Regions from separate parts of the Homo sapiens genome. Here region 1 is linked to region 2. Evidence: chromatin contacts called from ENCODE Hi-C or POLR2A ChIA-PET data. All regions are on one chromosome and are shown on one strand. The core of a region is the stretch at or near the end of the contact, and the rest is flanking DNA. Distances in the headings are between cores, read along the strand shown.

The links. A loop is a pair of places that touch in the nucleus more often than their neighbours do. ChIA-PET counts read pairs that join two places held with the same protein, here RNA polymerase II (POLR2A).
Region 1: a map of endothelial cell of hepatic sinusoid shows a loop between it and region 2 (3-fold over the local background). The contact joins two enhancer-like sites. A Hi-C loop is called at or near these places in 1 of 168 maps with a recorded cell type or tissue (endothelial cell of hepatic sinusoid). POLR2A ChIA-PET finds 5 or more read pairs at or near these places in 5 of 52 experiments (AG04450, H1, Panc1 and 2 more).

The regions. Positions count from the first base shown.
Region 1 is chr3:47,822,826-47,828,847 of GRCh38, reverse strand. It overlaps DHX30 (DExH-box helicase 30), which reads right to left. Exons shown (of 22, transcript NM_138615.3): 5 at 1,371-1,501. Among named protein-coding and RNA genes, the nearest start is that of DHX30, 23 kb to the right of the region's middle. RefSeq lists a silencer at 3,753-4,042. Within about 2 kb of position 3,912, at least 29 of the 41 ENCODE cell types and tissues checked have a DNase peak (open chromatin) inside an H3K27ac peak, as active enhancers do.
Region 2 is chr3:47,738,741-47,744,763 of GRCh38, reverse strand. The region is part of intron 3 of SMARCC1 (SWI/SNF related BAF chromatin remodeling complex subunit C1); the gene reads left to right. Among named protein-coding and RNA genes, the nearest start is that of SMARCC1, 40 kb to the left of the region's middle. RefSeq lists an enhancer at 1,504-1,643. Within about 2 kb of position 2,010, at least 2 of the 41 ENCODE cell types and tissues checked have a DNase peak (open chromatin) inside an H3K27ac peak, as active enhancers do.

The DNA.
Region 1 (6,022 bases), core at 2,663-5,162, 82 kb before region 2:
AGGCTCTAACTGTCTCACCGTGAAACAATCTGTTCTACCCCAAGTTGTTTTGCTCCTTCAAGGTGCCATGTTCTAGCCAGAGGCCAAGCCGGGATCCATCTTCATCTTTTTTTTTGAGACAGAGTCTTGCACTGTTGCCCAGGCTGCACTGTTGCCTCACGCCATTCTCCTGCCTCAGCCTCCCAAGTAGCTGGGGCTACAGGTGCCCACCACCACGCCCAGCTAATTTTTTGTACTTTTAGTAGAGACGGGATTTCACTATGTTAGCCAGGATGGTCTCGATCTCCTGACCTTGTGATCCGCCCACCTCGGCCTCCCAAAGTGCTGGGATTACAGGCATGAGCCACCGCGCCCAGCCTCATCTTTTTTTTTTTTTTTTTTTTTGTGGGGGACAGGATCTCACGCTGTTGCCCAGGCTGGAGTGCAGTGGCACGATCACAGCTTACTGCAGCCTCAACCTCCTGGGCTCAAGCAATCCCCTCATCTCAGCTTCCCTAGTAGCTGGGACTACAGGCCTGCACCACAATGCCTGAGTAACTTTTTCATTTTTTGTAGAAATGGGGTCTCACTATGTTGCCCAGGCTGGTCCCAAACCCCTGGGCTCAAGGGATCCTCCCTACTCCGCCTCCTAAAGTGCTGGGATTACAGGCACGAACCACCACAACCAGGCCCCATCTTTATCTTTAAAAATCATCCAGACTGAGAGCAGTGGTGTCTCCCACAATTTTGGGAGGCTGAGGAGGGAGGATCCCTTGAACCAAGGGGTTTGAGACTACCCTGAGCAACATAGCAAGAACCGGTCTCTACAAAAAATAAAAAAAATTAGACGAGTGTGGTGGCACCTGTCTGTAGTCCCAGCTACTTTGGAGGCTGAGGCGGGAGGATCACTTGATCCCAGGAGTTTGAGGTTACTGTGAGTTATGATTGTGCCACTGCACTCCAGCCTGGGTGACAGAGAGACTCTGACTCTGTCTCTACAAAAATAAATAAAATAAATGTTAAAAAATCATCCAGAATGGTTTGCTGGCATGCTTCTATGGTTCCAGAATCTATAAGACTGTAAGGGCAAGAATTATCATTAACTCTAACCCTCTGCAGTCCTTAGTCGATGGGGGCAAAAACCAAGGATCCGTATAGGCGCCTGTCTTAGATAAGATGGCACCTCATTTGCCCTGTGTTCCTCTTCCCTAAACCAGGCACGTGTATTCTGGCTCTTCTTCAAACCTAGCTTTGCTCTGAGTCTCTGCTGACCATTTTAATTCAGGAAACCCATTCTATGGCCTCCTTGACAAAGAAACCTAAGACAGAAAGGACAAACAGCCTCCTTTCTGAGTCATACCAATGTTTTTCCTTGCCACCAGCAGAGTTACCTTTTTCTTCGGTCCATTTGTGTGCACGTAGACTAGTTTGTCTTTTGCATGTGAGATGCCGAGGGCTCTTCCAATCACACTGTTGAGAAGATTTTTGGGCTGTGGGAACTCTTTTAATAGGTCCCTAGAAGCTAAGAAAATAAGAACAAAAGCATTACAGTTGTTCTTTTTCTTTTAAAAACTCCATGGGGTGTGTATCAGGGCAACCCTGGGCTGGATTCTGAGGATGTTGGCTCATGACCCCAAACCACCCAGGAGCATCTTGGAAAAGAAAAGAGGAATGACTTCAGGGTTTACAGGGAAGAGTGGGGCCAGACCCACTTGAATAACCATCTCCTGAAGAAGGGCCAATGACCCACACACCACAGAAGGGATCCTACCAGCATCCTCTTCTCCGCCCAATCTCCTCATTTCATACATCACCTACAAAAGCCTGGTTGGTCAATAAACCCCCCAGTCTGATGTCTGAAAGAAGACACTAAACAAACAAGCAAGCAAAAAATACAAAAACAAAAATCCACCACACACACAAACTGGAGATCAAGACAATGCAAGGCTCTTCCTAAAATAAGACACACACACGAGAGACCTGGCCCCATGTATCTCAAGTGATGAGATCCAGATGCTGAATACCAGGCCCCAGCTCTCAACCGTATCTAAGCACACTGCAAAAGACTCCCACAGAACCAAACTATGTGTGGGGACTGATTAAAGACCTCTACATCTGGCTGGGCGTGGTGGCTCACGCCTGTAATCCCAGCACTTTGGGAGGCCAAGGCGGGTGGATCACAAGGTCAGGAGTTTGACAACCTGGCCAACATAGTGAAACCTTGTGAAACCTCGTCTCTACTAAAAATACAAAAAATTAGCCAGGCCTGGTGGCAGGCGCCTGTAGTCCCAGCTACTTGGGAGGCTGAAGCAGGAGAATCGCTTGAACCCGGGAGGCGGAGGTTGTAGTGAGGCAAGATCGCGCCACTGCAATCCAGCCTGGGCAACAAGAGTGAAACTCCATCTCAAAAAAAAAAAAAAAAAAGAAAGAAAACCTCTACATCTGAGCAGGCATGAATTACTCCTCCCCCAAGTTCTCTGGAATCAAGGGGAAAATTGATGCATCAGATACCATGAGAGGTACCTCGCTTCTTTTTCTTGTTTTTTGGATTAATCTCAGAGCAGAAAGGGAAGAGATATCTACCTAGGGTAAGCTTGTACCAGACACAAGGCTTAACCAGGTCATGAAGAGGTCTGCTAGGAACATGGGGGGCCATATCATTCTCCACTCTAGCCTCTGGCAGCTCCAAAAGGAGCTGTATATATGCACATGTGCACCTGCGTGTACACTGATCACCTGGGGAGCTTTTTCACCGCATGGACATCCAGCTCCCCACAGGGGACCTGAGAATGGGAGCGATGTTGGAGGCGACTCTATATTTTCAAAAAGTGCTTCCAAGCGTTCTGATGTAACTCTGCTGCCTGGTTTGAGACTGTTTCCTTGGGACAGACTCCTGTGTCAAGTGGCCAGGATGGAGGACACCTGATCCTGTCTCCCTCTAAGCGGTAACTTGTAAAGCAACTAAGAGTCAAGCAGTTAAGCAGTTAAGAAACCATATCTAAGTGGACTTGGCCGGGGCGGGGGGGGTTTCGTCACAGAGGGACCCAACTTCGAGTAGCCCATTACACCCACTGGTTTAACAATAGAGCTGCACTGAGACCACCACCCCGCCCCCACCTTCAGCTCTATAAGGTTGGTGGAGGCTGGCGCTCTCTACCCATCCTTGATGCTTTCAACAGTTTTATCCTCTGCACTATTTGGGAGGCACAAAGCTGGAATCCACCAGAACAGTCATTCTGTCTCTATTTGAGATCCTGATGTCCCAGGAGTTACTTTGGGCTATTTCTCACACTGGTGAGGGCATGCTTGTCCCTAGAAGCTCTAGCCCTTGGCCACTCATCCTGGCAGGAGTTGGACTTTTACTCGTTTTCCCCACTCCCTCGAGGTCTCGCACCTCTCACCTATTCTTGCCGGGAGCAGGTACTCTAAGGGTCCATTCGGGCCTGTGCCACGCTAAGCTTTACAAACAGCAAGGCCGCTGCCCGCCGACGGATGGCGAACTTGGCCACTATGGAAGAGAGGACCCCCGGCCGCCAGGCCCGATTTCGGCCCGCGCCCCTAGCTCTGCCATCCCAGGAGTCAAGGGCGCTGCGGACCGCCCGCCCCCGCCGATGCCCTCACCGTTCACCAAGCTTCCGTCGCCTTCCCCAGGCCCGCCGGGGGCCATCCCTGACTCGGCCTCGGCGGCTTCCTTGGTGTGGTCGGGGTGGGCGCAGCTTGAAGAGAAGCCGCGCGAGCGACCCTGTCGCCCAGCAGCGCGGGGACCCAGCGGCTGCAGGCGCGGAGAGATGCCGGCGGCCAGCGCCATGAGTCTCCTAGCGGCCGCCATCGTGCTCCCGCCGACCCCGAGGCCTGTGCGCGGCAGGGACCGGGCGAAGAGAACGGGAGCGGCCGGCCCGAGCGCCGCGCGCCCCCTGCGGGCCGGGCGGACCCGAAGCCCAAGCCTAGGCGAGGGCATCAGCAGCCCGTCCTCGCTCACCACAGCCCTGGGCCTTCAGTAGGCGGGCTCGGCGCTGCCCAGGGCTAGGACCCTGCAGAGCTCACTCTCCAGCAAATCTAAACCAGCAGTCGTGTGGATGGAAGGCAGGAAGATGGAATGAGGCTGTTGGGGGGAAAATAATGCTAGGCCTTAGCTCAATGTCATCTAAGGAAGCGAAGTTAGTTCCCTCTAGGTCCTACCAATTGTTCCTAACTACCTCTCACGTGCCTCTGGCAAATTGGCAGCCCCATCTTATTTAACGGCTTACAAAGTAAACCTGGTGAAGATCTGGAGCCAGGGCCAGGCGCCGTGGCTCATGCCTGCAATCCCAACACTTTGGGAGGTTGAGGCGGATGGATCCCCTGAGCCCAGGATTTTGAGACCAGTCTGGGCAGCATAGTGAAACCCCAACTCTATTAAAAGTTTAAAAAACGAAAAAGAAAATCTGGAGCCAGGCCAAGGAAGACCTCTTCAGGAAACAGATTTAATCCCCAGGGCTGGAGGGGAAGGTGAAAACACCCAGCTTTGGAAACTGCCAAGAATTGAGCTGGTCCAGCGTAAAGTCCAGCAGTGAAAGTGCTGTTCCTCGCCAGGCGCAGTGGCTCACGCCTGTAATCCCAGCACTTTCGGAAGCCGAGGCAGGCAGATCACCTGAGGTCAGGAGTTCGAGACCAGCCTGGCCAACATGGTGAAACCCCATCTCTACTAAAAATACAAAAATTAGCCGGGCATAGTGTCGCGCGCCTGTAATCCCAGCTACTCGGGAGGCTGAGGCAGGAGAATCGCTTGAACCCAGGAGGCGGAGGTTGCAGTAAGCCAAGATCATGCCACTGCACTTCAGCCTGGGTGACAGAGCAAGGCTCCATCTCAAAAAAAAAAAAAAAAAAAAAAAAGGAAAAGAAAATGGTATCTGAAAGCTGAAGGAGACAACAGTCTAGACAGAAAGGCCCCACCTGGACAGCAGGACCCAAGCCCTTTGTGGCACTTGAGGAAGCCCTCAGGATAGCACTCTTTTCTGACAGCCATTTGGCATAAGGCTGAAATGCCATGATTTCTTAGTTGCCTCTAAAGAAGCCAAAATGAAGAGCTATACACAAAGCAACACTGGCCATGAGTTGTTAATTGTTGAAGCTGGGTGACAGGTACTTGCAGGTTCATTATACTATTTTTTCTAGTTTACAACACATGTGTTGAACAGATGTTTAGATTTTTATGTTAAAAAAAAATCAGCCAGGCGCAGTGGCTCATGCCTGTAATCCCAGCACTCTGGGAGGCTGAGGCAGGCGGATCATGAGGTCAGGGTATCAAGACCATCCTGGTCAACATGGTGAAACCCCATCTCTACTAAAAATACAAAAATTAGCTGGGCATGGTGGCACGCGCCTGTAGTCCCAGCTACTTGGGAGGCTGAGGCAGGAGAATTGCTTGAACCCGGGAGGCGGAGGTTGCAGTGAGCCGAGATTGCGCCACTGCACTCCAGCCTGGCAACAGAGTGAGACTCCGTCTCAAAAAGACAAAAAAAAAAAAAAAAACAACAACCAGGGATGCCAACCAACTAGTTTGTTCCCAGGGGGGTCTTTGTCTCGGTTTGGTTGTGTCCCCACCCAAATCTCATCTTGAATTGTAGCCCCCATAATTCCCATGTGTCATGGGAGGGACGTGGTTGGGAGGTCATTGAATCATGGGGGTGGTTTCTCCCATATTGTTCTCATAGTAGTGAGTAAGTCTCAAGAGATCTGATAGATTAATAAGGGGAAACCCCTTTCTTTTCTTTCTTTTCTTTTTTTTTTTTTTTTTGAGATGGAGTCTCGCTCTGTTGCCCAGGCTGGAGTGCAGTGGTGCAATCTCGGCTCACTGCAAGCTCCACCTCCCAGGTTCACACCATTATCCTGGCTCAGCCCCCCAAGTAGCTGGGACTACAGGTGCCCGCCACCACACCCGGCTAATTTTTTGTATTTTTAGTAGAGACAGGGTTTCACTGTGTTAGCCAGGATGGTCTCGATCTCCTGACCTCATGATTCGCCTTCCTTGGCCTCTCAAAGTGCTGGGATTACGGGCGTGGGC
Region 2 (6,023 bases), core at 761-3,260:
AGTTTCCATCAGTTACTGGGACTAGTGATGTCCTGAGCTGTGGGGTTGTCAGGGACATAGTTCACAGGGTAGGGTTGGGGGAGTGGAGTATATTGTCCTGAAATTGTTTGGTATTTTCAGTTGAGTTAGTGGTGCACAGTTTATAACCTTAGCATCTTTCCAGGAGAATACACATGTAATTTATATATTTTACTTTAAAAGTTAAGCTAACCCAATACTTTATGGTTGGGAAGTGCAAATAAATATTTAGATCAACAATAAGGACAAGTGTGTAATTAAATAAATTATTTATATAGTAAATAGTAGGAGATACAAACTTACATGTGTATTTACTGAAACTTTTTATATATGGATGGTGTTTAATAGATATTGATTTGGATCACCTGAGGTCAGGAGTTCGAGTCCAGACTGGCCATCATGGCGAAACCCTGTCTCTACTAAAAATACAAAAAAAATTAGCCAGACTTGGTGGCAGGCACTTGTAATCCCAGGTACTCAGGAGGCTGAGACAGGAGAATTGCTTGAACCCGGGAGACGGAGGTTGCAGTGAGCTGAGATTGCGCCACTGCACTCCTGCCTGGGCTGTCTCCAAAAAAAAAGATATTGACTAAAGTAGCATGAGACTTGTTTCTTTTTGTTATCAGAGGTAGCTCTCTGTTTTCCAGTTCTGTGTCTAGCTCTGATGTTGGACCTCTCACGATGGTATTCCCTATCTAGGAGCAACGGCATGTCTCTGTACTTGTAGAGATGGTTTGTACCCTACTGTTAACTCTGGGTTCCCAGTTGGAACTCTTTTCTGTCCTTGGTTCTTGTTTAGCTTTTATCACAAGTCCTAACCTGGACACTTGAGGATAGAATACCAAAGTGATATGATTTTTCCTAGGTCACATATTGTGGAACTTGCTTTGTGTCTGTAGTTTCTGCACAATGAAATTTTTTTTTTTTTTTTTTGAGACATAGTCTCGCTCTGTCACCCAGGCCGGAGTGCAGTGGTGTAATCTCGGCTCACTGCAACCTCTACCTCCCAGGTTCAAGCAGTTCTCCTGCCTCACCCTCCTGAGTAGCTGGGATTACAGGTGCCTGCCACCACACATGGCTAATTTTTGTATTTTTAGTAGAGACCAGGTTTCTCCATGTTGGCCAGGCTGGTCTTGAACTCCTGACTCAGGTGACCCGCCAGACTCGGCCTCCCAAAATGCTGGGATTACAGGCATGAGTCACCATGCCCGGCCACAGTGAAATATTTTTATCTGAAATCACTTGCAGTAGTTTAGAAAGATACGTGTAATACAGGCCGGGTGCAGTGGCTTGTCTCAAAAAAAAAGGAAGATATATGTAATACAGTTTCCTTAAAATTAAAAGTGGGACTAAAAAAGACGTAAAGGATAGGGTTAGCATTGTCAGGAATAAGAATTTTTCCAAGTCTTTTATGCAGATTGTGCCAGAATTATTTCCTTTCAGGTATAGTTATGTGTCCAGTTTCAGTGTGCACCTTCTCTCATCTCTTGTGCCTCGCACACTTGAAGTGAGTGCATATTTTAGTAACTCCCCACTCTGTTTGGATATCTGAATACTGACCTGTCATTCTTGCCCCATGCCTAACATGCCTCTCAGAACTTTGTCTGTGTTCTTTAATTGAACCTCACAGTCTAGGTTGCATTTCTGGCTTTAGGTCCAAAGTTTGCTGGTTTTGTTATTACGGCAAGCACTATTTTCTTCTTATTTCATTGTGGTTCTGCTTTCTTACTGACTTCTCAGTAGTCTTTGTTTTAGTCTCTAGTGACACGAAGCTCTAATGTCATGCATATGAGGTTGAATGGGAATACCTGGTAATTACTAGCATATTTGTGAAGAGACTGTACAGATTAATATTACAGAATTGGCCAGCTGTGGTGGCTCATGCCTGTAATCCCAGCACTTTGGGAGGCTGAGGTCAGCGGATTGCTTGAGCCCAGGAGTTTGAACCCAGCCCAGGCAATGTGGGAAAACTCAGCCTCTACAAAAAATAGGAAAATTAGCTGGGTGTGGTGGTGCATGCCTATAGTCCCAGCTACTCCGGATGCTGAGGTGGGAGGATCACTTGAGTTCAGGATGTAGAGGCTGCAGTGAACCAAGATTGCACCACTGCACTCCAGCCTGGGTGACAGAGACCCTGTGTCAAAAACAGAAAGAGAGATTACAGAATTGAAATGTTAAGTTTGATCTTTCTGGATGTTTCTAAATAGGTAAAATCAATGAGTGTCTTATTTATGGTTTTTCTCCTGAAGGATAAAACTTTGTATAGAGTTGAAGTATAGTTATATGTAACTGAAGGATAACAAGTTTGACCTATTCATGGAAATCCAAACGGATCTCCCAAAGGAGAGATTAAATACCAAGTTCAATTAAGTAATAGAGAGTTGACTGTTAGTGCCCACATGCCCAGAGATTAGGACGTTGTTTATTTTTTCCTACAGTTCTAAAGAGATTGTTACATGTTTTTTTTTTTTTCTTTTTTGAGACGGAGTCTTGCTCTGTCACCCAGCAGGCTGGAACCCTATCTTGAGAATGTTTATATTAAGTTTTGCTTTCTAATAATACAGATAGATGTTCAAGCTTCAACCCGAAAGAGGAATGCAAATTAGAACTATAATCATTAGGCTGGTGTGGTGGCTCATGCCTGTAAAAGGGCATCAGAAGCAAACTTCTAAAAGGAAAAACAAAAATGCACTGAGCCAAAGGCAAGACAACAATAGAACCAAACAGTTTTGTGGGGAAGTGACAAAAGCTGGCCTCAAATAAGGAGCTTTGTATGATGACAGCAAGCTATAATACCCTGGAGGCCATCCCCACAGGATGGTCTAGTATGCCATACCCCAAAAGGGTGGCAAACATCATAGTGGTGCCAGGTGTGGTAACTCACACCTATAATCTGAGCACTTTGGGAGGCTGAGGCAGAAGAATCACTTAAGTCCAGGAGTTCAAGACTAACCTGGGCAACATAGCAAGACCCCATCTCTATTTTTTAAAATAATAGTAAAATAAATAGATATCCTGGAGGCAATTAGAGCTCTGAAAACAGGTATACAAGTATGAAGAATGAGGGGTGAAGAATTGAAGAATAAGGAAAGGAAAATATATTTGTTATTCATTAAATGGAAGTGTATCGTAAAGATACTCATCCTTGTCTTCACGTTGAGTAGTTGGAGGAGTAAGGGAAAAGAGAAAGGCTGTTCTTGCTTTCTTGGATGGTAGAGGTAGAAGAAAATCCACATATGAATAGACCTCATTTCCAGCCTATGTTGTTTAAGGGTCAAGTTTAGATATTTTGCCATGTATTTATTTCTCAAATAGGATTTTAGAAAGTGTAATAACACTACCATTATTACAGATATGAAAATTAGCAATAATTTTTAATATTAAATCGTTGAGTGTTCAAATTTCCCTTATCTCATAAATGATTTTTATATCTTATTTGAATTAATATTCAAACAAGGTGCAGTGCAGACATTGCCTTTGGTTGATATGACTAACTCTCTTCGAAAAAGTTAAAGTTTTCTATCTCTTCCGTCTCTTTTCCTCACAAGTACCTCCCGCTCTACTGAAACAGTTGTCTCGTAGGATTGTCCATGTTTTATTAGATTTTGCTTATATGCCTCCAGTTTATCATTTAACATGGTCTTCTAAATTTCTTGTAAACTGGTGGTAGAAGCTTAGTCTGATTTGGTTCCTTATCTTTTTTTGGCAACAATAATAATCATAGATAATGTTTTATTCTTCTATCTGGAGGTATACAATATCTGGTTGTTTATGTGTGTAGTGGGCAGACATTGATGTTCACTGCCTAGAGTCATTTCATTACAACTTTACAAAGTCACAATATTCTAATTTTGAAAATTAGATTGTAGGTTTTTGTTTTTTTTTTTTTTTTTTTGAGTCAGAGTCTCCCTCTGTCGCCCAGGCTGGAGTGCAGTTTATAGTTTGCTCTGTAAAGCTGCACATTCTTCTAGCCAGTAGGGCTGTAAAGGAAAAGTTTTAAAAACCTGGCCATTGTCCTCAAGGTATCTAATGAGATGTCTCACTAACAAGATAGTTCTTTGATGGGGCTGTATCAGCATTGTGCACAGGATGTATTAAGAACATGAAAGGCCGGCGCACTGGCTCATGCCTATAATCCCAGCACTTTGGGAGGCTGAGGTGGGTGGATCACGAGGTCAGGAGTTCAAGACCTGCCTGGCCCACATGGTGAAACTCCATTTCTACTAAAAATACAAAAATTAGCCGGGTGTGGGCCAGGCATAGTGGCTCACACCTGTAATCACAGTGCTTTGGGAGGCCGAGGTGGGTGGATCTCGAGGTCAGGAGTTTGAGATCAGCCCTGCCAATATGATGAAACCCCGTCTCTACTAAAGATACAAAAGATTAGCAGGGTGTGGTGGTGCATGCCTGTAATCCCAGCTACTCGGGAGGCTGAGGCAGGAGAATCGCTTGAACCCAGAAGGCGGAGGTTGCAGTAAGCTGAGATCGCCCCATTGCACTCCAGTCTGGACGACAGGGCGAGAGTCTGTCTTTTAAAAAAAAAAAAAAAAAAAAAAAAAAAAAAAAAGATGGCCGGGCGTGGTGGCTCACATCTGTAATCTGTAATCCCAGCTCTTTGAGAGACTGAGGTGTGCGATCACCTGAGGTCAGGAGTTCGAGTCCAGCCTGGCCAACATGGTGAAACCCTGTCTCTACTTATTAAATACCTGGGTGTCGTGGAGCACACCTGTAATCCCAGCTAATCAGGAGGCTGAGGCAGGAGAATCGCTTGAATCCAGGAAGCGGAGGTTGTGGTGAATCGAGATCACACCACTGCACTCCAGCCTGGGCAATAGAGTGGGACTCCATTTAAAACAACAACAACATGAAAGAAGATAGGCTTAGCTTTATAGAGCAAGTGACTTGGGGACTGATTCTGGAAGTGATAGTGTCAGGCCCATTGAGTGGTAGTGGGTAGCCTGGAAAGGCTATAGAGTTTAAAAAGAAAGATTGGAAGTGTGGGGAACATCTCCAGAATAAAATAGCATGACATGTGAGTTAAAAGTATGAGCTCTGGACTCAGACTGCCTAATGCTAGGTAGTACCTGGTAATGATTAAGAAAATTATAACTGGGCCAGGCGTGTTGGCTCACCCCTGTAATGTCAGCACTTTGGGAGGCTGAGGTGGGAGGATTGTTTGAGCTCAGGAATTTGAGACCAGTCTGGACCAACATAGTGAGACCTTTGGCTTTACAAAAATAAAAATAAAGAACAGTTACCTGAGTGTGATGGCTGGTGCCTATGGACCCAGCTACTCAAGGCTGAGGTTGAGGTGGGAGTATCCCCTGAGCCCAGGAGTTCAAGGTTACAGGGAGCTCTTACTGCACCAGAGCATTCCAGCCTAGGTGACACAGTGAGACTCTGCCTCAAAAAACAAAAATTATAACTATAGCTAACATTTATTGATCAGTTACTTTATATTAAACTTAAGCACTGTTCTAATATATACCTCATTTAACCTTCACAAAAGCCCACAGTAAGCTGTTATATTTATGAAGCAGTGGATCCTTGGGTTAACAAATTGCTCAAGACTAATGTAGTTTTCCACAATCCTTACTTTCAGTCACTAAGCTCTACTCCTGTCCTGGATGTTAGTGTTAAAAGAATTAAAACAGAGCAAAAACAAAGTAGGTATTGAATAAAAAGTAAGGAGAAACAGGCATTAGACTTTGTAAAGATTTTACCAAATGGAGGTGACATGCTTGGGAACTTAATGTAAAGAGACATTGGAGAAGAGTTTCAAGTAAAGGTAAATAGATCAGTGTTACCACATTTAGGAAAACAGTACTTGTTATTCATACTTGTGGGTTTGGGATACCCCCAGCTATCAAGTGATTTCAGATTAAGGGATAGTCTCTGCTCTTGACTGCTACTGTGGCCAGTTAAAAATTTTATTTGGAGAAAACTTGTCTGTTTAAATCACAAGTCTTACAGCTGTATTAGAATTAAATACCCAAGATGCTTTC